2 separate regions of the Homo sapiens genome follow, and region 1 is linked to region 2. Evidence: read pairs that join two places in POLR2A ChIA-PET (ENCODE). Cell type or tissue: GM12878. All regions are shown on one strand. Each heading gives the region's core, and the rest is flanking DNA. Links, peaks and the distances in the headings are about the cores only.

The links. ChIA-PET counts read pairs that join two places held together with the same protein. Peaks named below come from ENCODE experiments on the same cell type or tissue, not always from the same donor. Only the 100,000 strongest peaks of a DNase experiment are listed, where the experiment ranks them.
Region 1: POLR2A ChIA-PET joins it to region 2 with 7 read pairs; 5 of 35 experiments call an interaction of 5 or more read pairs at or near these places.

The regions. Positions count from the first base shown.
Region 1 is chr4:39,834,189-39,839,568 of GRCh38, reverse strand. PDS5A (PDS5 cohesin associated factor A) reads left to right here. Exons shown (of 33, transcript NM_001100399.2): 32 at 1,361-1,713. Among named protein-coding and RNA genes, the nearest start is that of UBE2K, 140 kb to the right of the region's middle. In GM12878, for the core only: no CTCF peak of the experiment used is centred there; no DNase peak of the experiment used is centred there.
Region 2 is chr4:39,762,260-39,767,639 of GRCh38, reverse strand. All of the region lies in intron 4 of UBE2K (ubiquitin conjugating enzyme E2 K), which reads right to left. Among named protein-coding and RNA genes, the nearest start is that of UBE2K, 67 kb to the right of the region's middle. RefSeq lists a silencer at 3,414-3,463. In GM12878, for the core only: no CTCF peak of the experiment used is centred there; DNase peaks (open chromatin) are centred at 3,359 and 3,689; H3K27ac peaks cover 1,869 bases.

The sequences.
Region 1 (5,380 bases), core at 82-5,081, 72 kb before region 2:
GAGATGGAGTCTTTCTCTGTTGCCCAGGCTAAAGTGCAGTGGCGCGATCTCGGCTTACTGCAACCTCCGCCTCCTGGGTTCAAACCATTCTCCTGCCTCAGCCTCCTGAGTAGCTGGATTATAGGCACCTGCCACCATGCCTAGCTGATTTTTGTATTTTTAGTAGAGATGTGGTTTCACCATCTTGACCAGGCTGGTCTTGAACTCCTGACCTCGTGATCCACCCGCCTTGGCCTCCCAAAGTGCTGGGATTACAGCCGTGAGCCACCATGCCCGCCCGACGTTACATTTTTAGATCAATCTCTTGCTATCTAAACTCTTTCTGCTTGGTGTTTGAAACACAGCATGTCAGTGGATTCAGGTAACAAGTTACCTCTTATTATCAAAACTCTTAGAATCCAGATACCAATAGATTAGAATATTGTGGGATCCTTGTGTAAAATTAAGCAGTCTTGACTTAAACAAACTTACATAGAAAAATGCATATTGCCATAGACATTGAGTTACATTGAGAGTTAGATTTTATTTTTCAAGTACTATTTGTGCTTTATATTTTTATTATTGCAATTTTTTTCCCCCCAAGACAGAGTTTTGCTCTTGTTGCCCAGGCTGGAGTACAATGGTGCAATTTCGGCTATTCTCCTGCCTCAGCCTCCTGAGTAGCTGGGATTACAGGCATGGGCCACCATGCCTGGCTAATTTTGTATTTTTAGTAGAGACAGGGTTTCTCCATGTTGGTCAGGCTGGTCTTGAACTCCCAACCTCAGGTGATCCACCCGTCTCGGCCTCCCAAAGTAGTGAGATTACAGGCGTGAGGCACCGTGCCGGGCTTGCAATTACTATTTTGAGATAAGATCTCCCTCTGTCACCCAGGCTGGAGTCCAGTGGCATAATCTCTGCTTACTGTAGCCTCAACCTCCCAGGCTTAAGCAATCCTCCCACCTCAGCCTCCCAAGTAGCTGGGACTACAGGCACAAGCCACCATGCCCGGCTAATTTTTTAAATTATTTGTAGAGATGGGATCTCACTATGTTGCCGGGGATTGTTTGGAACTCCTGGGCTCAAGCGATCCTCCCGCTTTAGCCTCCTAAAGTGCTGCGATTACAGGCGTGAGCCACTGTTCCCAGCCTTTGCTTTTTAATGAGCATTTATTGAGCACATTATATATGCTATACACCATGGTAGGTACCAGGCACAGTCACTCTCCTCAAGGAGCTTACTTTCCTAATGTGATGTAAGCAGTTAACTGGAAGCCCTCAAATCCAGACTCCTTTAAAATACTTTCAAAACACTCTTTTCTAATAGAGATCATTAATATTTAAGGAATTTGTGTTTATAGAATTGTTTTGTGCTTTTTTAGGAAATTAATTCTGATCAGGCTACCCAGGGCAACATCAGCAGTGACCGAGGAAAGAAAAGAACAGTAACAGCAGCTGGTGCAGAGAATATCCAACAAAAAACAGATGAGAAAGTAGATGAATCGGGACCTCCCGCCCCTTCCAAACCCAGGAGAGGACGTCGACCCAAGTCTGAATCTCAGGGCAATGCTACCAAAAATGATGATCTAAATAAACCTATTAACAAGGGAAGGAAGAGAGCTGCAGTGGGTCAGGAGAGCCCTGGGGGTTTGGAAGCAGGTAATGCCAAAGCACCCAAACTGCAAGATTTAGCCAAAAAGGCAGCACCAGCAGAAAGACAAATTGACTTACAAAGGTAATGTACGCCATTCTTCCTCAAGTGGGAATTTAGACATTTTGTTTTATTCGTAGTATATTCTTAGTGCCAGTCACCCCAAACACCTAAGCATTTGAGAGAGAAACCTGCATCTGGTTTTCCTGGGTCCGTTTATAATAGCATCTGTTATTATCTCATAACTTCCAGTTTTAAGGCACAAATTTGAAGAAAAATCTTTTTTCTTTGTGTAATTTTTATTTAGGATATGGTATTTTGATATTTCTATTTTTATTAACAAGACAAATATTTCTTTTGCTTAGTGCCTTTCAAGTGGTTGCAGAGGTTTACATAAAATAAGGGCTACCTTTTGGATACAAGGTCCCAGAAATGGAGAAAACAGTCACGAAATGTCAATAGGTAATAGGTCCCACTCTTTAATTCTTCGTGTTATAGTTAATTCTAACACAGGTCAACAACTTACATCTTCCCCACCCTGCCCAGAAAAACAACTTACCAAACTGTTCATCTTTGATCATTCTTGTGCTGAGATTTCAGACTTTTCCTGTTGGAAATCTAGAAGGTGGCTCCTTTCACCTTGGCCTTAGAACTTAACTCATCCTCCTTTTTTCCTTACATACCTAACTCATTTACCCCTGAATTAGACTGTAGGCATTTGAGTTTCTTCTAGGGAAGAGTCCCAGATTTGATCAGCTCAGGATACCCCCACTATCCTGCTTCAGTATTTTTATAAAACTCAATGTCAGGCCATGCTCAGTGGCTCATGCCTGTAATCCCAACACTTTGGGAGGCCTAGGTGGGTGGATCACCTGAGGTCAGGAGTTCAAGACCAGCCTGACCAACATGGTGAAACCCCATCTCTACTAAAAAAAAAAAAAAAAAAAAAAGGAAATGCAAAAAGTTAGCCAGGTGTGGTGGTGCATGCCTGTAATCCCAGCTACTCAGGAGGCTGAGGCAGGAGAATGACTTGAACCCAGGAGGCAGAGGTTGCAGTGAGCCAAGATTGCGACACTGCACTCCAGCCTGGGTGACAGAAGGAGACTGTGTCTCAAAAAAAAAAAAAAAAGTTACTGAAGCATGTGTGTAAAAACATTTAAAATATTATCATTTATGAGCTGGGCCCAGTGACTCTCGCCTGTAATCCCAACACTTTGGGAGGCCACGGCGGGTAGATCACGTGAGGTCAGGAGTTTGAGACCAACGTGGCCAACATGGTGAAACCCCATCTCTACTAAAAATACAAAAAAAAAAAAAAAAAAAATAGAAAAAAATCCCGGGTGTGGTCGTGGGCATGGGCACCTGTAATCCCAGCTACTCAGGAGGCTGAGACAGAAGAATCACTTGAGCCCAGGAGGCAGAGGTTGCAGTGAGCAGAGATTGCGCCATTGCACTCCAGCCTGGGCGACAAAGCGAGACTCCATCTCAAAAAAAACAAAAAAATTAGCATTTACGGAATTCTGAAATTTTGGGCTATTAAATTTCTACATCATCTAAGTGCCCTCTTGGCAATCTTTCACATCCTCTCATGGCATCTGATCCAGAAGGCTCAAACCTGATCTGAGTACTAGTGTGTTCCTCCTACTCACTTCTGTTTCTATTAACTAATAAGTGTAGTAATGAAAGCCAGTATTAGGGACAAATTTTACATGACTTTCTTCTCAAACCTGGACCTTTATTGAACCTCTGCCTCCCTTTTTCATTAGTATGAAAGTATGTATCTTAAAGGGTTGCTCTACGAATTAAATGGATCAGTAAATATAAAGAAAGCGCCTAGCAAAGTGCCTAGTACAAAATAAACGCCCAACTGTTATTGTTACTATTGTTTTAAATTCTAGTTTCCTTACCCCTTAACATACATTTTCAGTTATACAAAAGTTGAACGTTTCCCTGGAGATTGCCAAAATTCTCTGAACGGTTTCAAGAGATCTGTCCTATTCTTCACCTACACACAAAAAAGTACTAATCATCACACACAGGCTACCTAAGCCACCTGACCTTACCTCCCATTAGCTGTCCCTGTACCATCTAACTAAAATGTACAGATACATACTTGTGGCCAGGCACGGTGGCTCACGCCTGTAATCACAGCACTTTGGGAGGCCAAGGCAGGCGGATCACCTGAGGTCAGGAGTTTCAGACTAGTCTGGCCAACATGGAGAAACCCCATTTCTACTAAAAATGCAAAAATTAGCTGGGCTTGGTGGTGCACACCTGTAGTGCCAGCTACTCGCGAGACTGAGGCAGGAGAATTGCTTGAACCCGGGAGGCGGGGGTTGCAGTGAGCCGAGATCCGGCCACTACACTCCAGCCTGGGAAACAGAGCGATACTCTGTCTCAAAAAAACAGAAAGACAAAAAAACGGATACATGCTGGAACCCTGAAAACTTTTTCAGTAGCATTTAGACCTTCTCTCATATACAGCATTGTAAAATCCATTGCTTTGCTTTTAGCTGCACTATGTGCCCCAATATCATCAAATGGCATTTGGCCTTCTCTTTACAGACTGAAAAGGCACATTACAGATCTTAAATATGCTAGTAGTAGATCAATGGGCAGTGTGTTATTCAGAATACAGTATTCTGTGATGGTTTTCTAATCTCAGTGACAGTAGGTGGTTAAATTAAATGTTTATGGCCAGGTGCGGTGGCTCACACCTATAATCCCAGCACTTTGGGAGGCCAAGCCAAGGTGGGCAGATCTTTTAAGGTCAGGAGTTCAAGATCAGCCTGACCAATATGGTGAAAGCCTGTCTCCACTGAAAATACAAAAAATTAGCTGGGTGTGGTGGCGCACCCCTGTAATCTCAGCTACCCGGGAGGTAGAGTTTGCAGTGAGCAGAGATTGTGCCACTGCACTCCAGTCTGGACGACAGAGTGAGACTCCATCTCAAAAATAAAAATATAAATTAAATACAAAATTAGTCGGGCATGATGTTGTGTGCCTGTACTCAGGGAGCTGAGGTGGGAGGATTGCTTGAGCCTGGGGCTGAGGTTAGCGGGAATAGGCTTTAGTGTTTAATGGGGATGGAGTTTCAATCGGGGAACGTGAGAAAGTTCTAGAGATGGATGGTGGTAATGGTTGTACACAATATAAATAATTGGCCACTTCAGAAAGGTCATGGAAAACTGGAGTTAAGAGATAAAAATAGAAACTTTCTCAACATAAGCTCCATCAACTTCAAGACACTTTTTGTAAGCAATGATAGAAGCCATTTAGTCCATCCCCAAAGAACTGAGGGTCCTGTGAGTTTAACCATTTCAAACAGTCTTTTTTTCATTAGTGACCAAAGAAAAATTGGCACTCTTTAAAAATTTTTTTAAGATTAAGAAGCAAAAAGAAGTCAGAAGGAGCCAAATCAGTACTGTAAGCTGGATGCCTAATGATTTCCCATGGGAACTCTTGCAGAATTGCCCTTGTCTGATGAGAGGAATGAGCGAGAACATTGTCATGGTGGAGGAGGACTCTCTGGTGAAGCTTTCCCAGGCATTTTTCTGCTAAAGCTTTGACTTTGTCCAAACACTCATAATAAGCAGATATTATCATTTGTTGGCTTTCCAGAAACTCAACAAGCAAAATGCCTTGAGCATCCCAAAAAACTATTGCCATGACCTTTACTCTTGACCAGTCTGCTTTTCCTTTCACTGGACCACTTGGCCACTTTGACCTCTTAGTACCCTTTTTTTTTTTT
Region 2 (5,380 bases), core at 308-5,307:
GAAAACTGATAATCCTGGGCCGGGCGCAGTGGCTCATGCCTGTAATCCCAACACTTTGGGAGGCCGAGGTGGGTGAATCACAAGGTCAGGAGATCGAGACCATCCTGGCAAACATGGTGAAACTCCGTCTCTACTAAAATACAAAAAAATTAGCCGGGCGTGGTGGCAGGCGCCTGTAGTCCCAGCTACTCTGGAGGCTGAGGCAGGAGAATGGCGTGAATCCGGGAGGCAGAGCTTGAAATGAGTCAAGATCACTGCACTCCAGCCTGGGCGACAGAGCCAGACTCCATCTCAAAAAACAAACAAACAAACAAACAAAACACACACACAAAAAAAAAAACAGAAAAAAAGAAAACTGATAATCTCTCAAATTAGTGAAGCTGGACCCTTACATTATACCATATATAAAAATTAACTCAAAATGGATCAAAGACCTAAATGTAAGAGCTAGAAAGCAAAAACATAAGGGAGAAAACTTCATGACACTGAATTTGGCAATGATTCCTTGGATATGACATCAAAGGTACAGGAAACCAAAGCAAAAAATACGAGAATATGCACGACAATTTTATCAAAGTTAAAAACTCCTGGCCGCATGCAGTGGCTCACACCTGTAATCCCAGCACTCTGGGAAGCTGAGGCAGGTGGATCACCTGAGGTCAGGAGTTCGAGACCAGCCTGGCCAACATGGTAAAACACCATCTCTATTAAAAACACAAAATTAGCCAGGCATGGTGGTGCATGTTTGTAATCCCAGCTACGTGGGAAGCTGAGGCAGGAGAACTGCTTGAACACCCAGGAGGCAGAGGCTGCAGTAAGCCGAGATTGTGTCACTGCAATCCAGCCTGGGCGACAGAGCGAGACTCTGTCTCGAAAAAAAGAAAGAAAGAAAATAATAAAAATTAGAAATAAAAATAAACACTCCTGTGAAGCTGGTGTGGTGGCACACACCTGTAGTCCCAGCTACTTGGGAGGCTGAGGTGGGAGGATCACCTGAGCCCAAGAGTTCGATGCCAGCTTGGGCAACACAGCAAGACCCCACTACTTAAAACAAAAAAACTTCTGTGTTGCAGGAGAAAATATTTCCAAATCATTTATCTGGTGAGGGCTTAATATCCATAATACATAAAGAACTCCTACAACTCAATAACAAAAAAAAAAAACCTGGTTAAAAAATCGACAAGGGATGTGAACAGACGTTTCTCCAAAGAAGATATATAAAGTGTCAATAAACACATAAAAAGATGCTCAACACCACTAATCATTAGGGAAATGCAAATTGGAACCACAATGACCTATCACTTCATATCCATTAGAATGGCTACCATAAAAAAAATGGTAATTGTTAGCCAGGTTGTGGAGAAATGGAACTCTTGTGCACTACTTGTGGGAATGTAAAATGGTGAAAACTCTATGGGAAACAGTATGGCAGTCCCTCAAAAAAAAACAAAAAACAAAAACACACACAGACAAAAACACACACAAAAAACACAGAGTTACTATATAATCCAGTGATTCCACTTATGGGTATACATCCAAAAGAACTGAAAGCAGTAACTGGAGTATTAATATATAAATGTTCATAACAATATTATTCACAATAGCCAGAAGGTAGAAGCAACTTAAGGTTTCCATGGATGGATGAATGGATCAACAAAATGTTTGGCTTTTGTGTATGTGTATGTGTATGTGTGTGTGTGTATGTATGTATGTATGTATGTATGTATGTATATATATATCCTGACTTCAGGTGATCCATCCGCCTCGGCCTCCCAAAGTGCTGGGGTTACAGGCAAGAGCCACCACGCCCAGCCTACTTACTTATTTATTTGAGATGGAGTCTCCCTCTGTTGCCCAGGCTGGAGTGCAGTGGCACAATCTTGGCTCACTGCAACCTCTGCCTCCCAGGTTCAAGCGATTCTCCCTAGTAGCTGGGACTACAGTCGCATGCTACCAGACTTGGCTAACGTTTTTGTATTTTTGGTAAAGACAGGATTTCACCATATTGGTCAGGCTGGTCTGGAACTCCTGACCTCAGGTGATCCATCCATCTCGGCCTCCCAAAGTGCTGGGATTATACGCGTGAGCCACTGCGCCTGGCCCTGCTTATTTGAGACAGGGTCTCACGGTCACTTAGGCTGGAATGCAGTGGTGTGATCACAGATCCCTGTAGCTTCAACCTCAACCTCCTGAGCTTAAGCGATCCTCCAACCTCAGCCTCCCAAGTAGCTGGGACTACAGACTCACGCCACCATGCCTGGCTAATTTTTGTATTTTTTGTAGAGATGGAGTTTCACCATGTTGCCCAGGCTGGTCTTGAACTCCTGGGCTCAAGCGATCCACCCACCTTGGCCTCCCAAAGTGCTGGGATTACAGCAGGCATGAGCCACGATGCCTGGCCTAGTAAATTTTATGCTGTGTACTTTACAAAAATTTTCTTAAAAAGTTTTAAGTAGGCCAGACACAGTGGCTCACGCCTATAATCCTAGCGCTTTGGGAGGCCAAGGCGGGCGGATCACGAGGTCAGGAGATTGAGACCATCCTGGCTAACACGGTGAAACCCTATCTCTACTAAAAATACAAAAAATTAGCCTGGAGTGGTGGCAGGTGCCTGTAGTCACAGCTGCTCAGGAGGCTGAGGTAGGAGAATGGCTGAGGCCAGGAGGCGGAGCTTACAGTCAGCCGAGATCGCGCCACTGCACTCCAGCCTGGGCCACAGAGTGAGACTCTTGTCTCGAAAAAAAAAAAAATTAATAAGTTCTTAGAGATTCAAAAATCCTTATTATAAATACTGTCTATTTCCTCTATTTGCACTGTCTTCCTATTGTGACGACACAATCTACTACAGACTCTAGATTACCATTTCAAGAATCAGAAACTTGAATGAAGAGGAGGTTAAAGAAAAAGAAATCAGCCGGGGGCAGTGGCTCATGCCTATAATCCTAGCACTTTGGGAAGTCAAAACAGGGGTATTGCTTGAGTACCAGCCAGCATGGGCAACATGGCAAGACCCATCTCTACAAAAAGTAATTTTAAAAAATTAGCCAGGCATGGTGGTGTGCACCTGTGATAAGCTGAGGTGGGAAGAATGCTTGGGGCCTGGAAGGTCAAGGCTGCAGTGAGCTGTGATCGTTGTCACTGCACTCCAGCCTAGGCGACAGAGAAAAACCATGTCTGGCAGGGGCAAAAGAAAAAAAGAGAAAAGAAAAAAAAAAAAAGGCAGTTTGCTCTCAAAACCCTCAAAATTGAAAAAAAATCTAGAGCTGCAAATTTAGATACAATTCATAACAATGTCAAAGAGAAAACGTTGTCACTTTTCTGCCTGATTGAATTTTCACAGAATGTGTGAACACGGCTCACTGCAGCCCTGACTTTCAAGGCTCAAGTGATTTTCTCACCTTAGACTACAGGCACGCAACACCATGCCCAGCTAATTTTAAAATTTTTTGTACAGACAGGGTCTTGCCATGTTGCCAGTGCTGGTCTCAAACACCTGGGCTCAAGCAATCCTCCTGCCTTGGCCTCCCAAATGCTAGGATTACAGGTTTGAGTCACTGCACACAGCCAGTTTTAATAATTAATTGTAAGAAAATTAGTTCAATAATTGAGGTCAGGCACGATGGCTCACGCCTGCAGTCTCAGCACTTTGGGAGGCTGAAGCAGGTAGATCGCTTGAGCCCAGGAGTTTAAGACCAGCCTGGGCAATGAGGTGAAACTCTGTCTCTACAAAAAATTAGCCAAGTGTGGTAGCACGTGACTGTAGTTACAGTTACTCAGAAGGCTGAGGTGGGAAGACCAATTGAGCCTGGAAGGTTGAGGCTGCAGTGAGCCACAGCACTCTAGTCTGGGTGGCAGAGTGAGATTCTGTCTCAAAAAATAAAAATAAAAATAAATATCCAAACAAAACCTATTGATATAGTTTGGATATTTGTCCTCTCCAAATCTCATGCTGCAATGTAATTCCCAGTGTTGGCGGTGGAGCCTGGGGAGAGGTGTTTGGATCCTGGGGGCAAATCGCTCATGAATGGCTTAGTGCCACCCCATTGGTGATGACTGAGTTCATGTGAGAGCTGGTTGTTTTAAGTGTTTTGGCTGGGCGTGGTGGCTCATGCCTGTAATCCCAGCACTTTGGGAGGTCAGGTGCACAGATGATCCGAGGTTGGGAGTTCGAGACCAGCCTGACCAACATGGAGAAACCCCGTCTCTACTAAAATTACAAAATTAGCTGGGTGTGGTGGCACATGCCTGTAATCCCAGCTACTTGGGAGGCTGAGGCAGGAGAATCACTTGCACCCGGGAGGTGGAGGTTGCAGTGAGCCAACATCGTGACATTGCACTCCAGCCCGGGTAACAAGAGCGAAACTCTGTCTCAAAGAAAAAAAAAAAAAGTGTTTTAAGGCTGGATGCAGTGGCTCATGCCTTTAACCCCAGCAATTTGGGAGGCCAAGGCGGGTGGATCACTTGAGCCCAGGAATTCCAGACCAGCCTGGCCAACATGGCAAAAGTCTATCTGTATTAAAAACACAAATATTAGCTGGGCATGGTGGCACGTGCCTGTAATCCCAGCTACTCAGGAGGCTGAGGCATGAGGGCACGAGAAGTGCTTAAACCCGGGAGGTGGAGGTTGCAGTGAGCCAAGATTGCACCATTGTACTCCAGCTTGGGCGACAGTCTCCAAAAAAAAAAAAAAAAAAAAAAAAAAAGTGTTTTTTGGCCGGGTGCGTGGCTCACGCCTGTAATCCCAACACTTTAGGAGGCCGAGGGCAGATCATGAGGTCAGGAGTTCGAGACCAGCCTGGCCAACACAGTGAAACACCATCTCACTAAAAATACAAAAACTAGCCAGGCGTGATAGCACGCACCTGTAGTCCCAGCTACTCAGGAGGATGAGGCAGGAGAATCGCTTGAACCCAGCAGGCGGAGGCTGCAGTGAGCCAAGATTGTGCCATTGCACACCAGCCTGCTCAACAGTGTGAGACTGTCTCAAACAAAGTGTTTTAAAAGTATGTGGCAACTTCCCTGCTCTCTGTTGCTTCCACTCTATTTTCTACCCTCATGATGTGAAACAGGCTCCTCTTTCATCTTCTGCTGTGATCATAAGCTCCCTGAGGCCTCACCAGAAATTGAGCTGATGTTGGCACCACACTTCCTATACAGCCTGAAGAATCAGAAGCCAAATGGAACCTCTTTTCCTTATAAATTACTCAGTTTCAGGTATTCCTTTATGGCAATGCAAAAACAGCCTACCACACCTATTTTTCTAACCCTAAATACTATAGACCAGGAGTAGGGGGTCAAGTCTGTAATCTTAGCACTTCAGGAGGCCAAGGTGGAAGGATCACTTGAGGCCAGGTGCTTGAGACCAGCTTGGGCAACATAG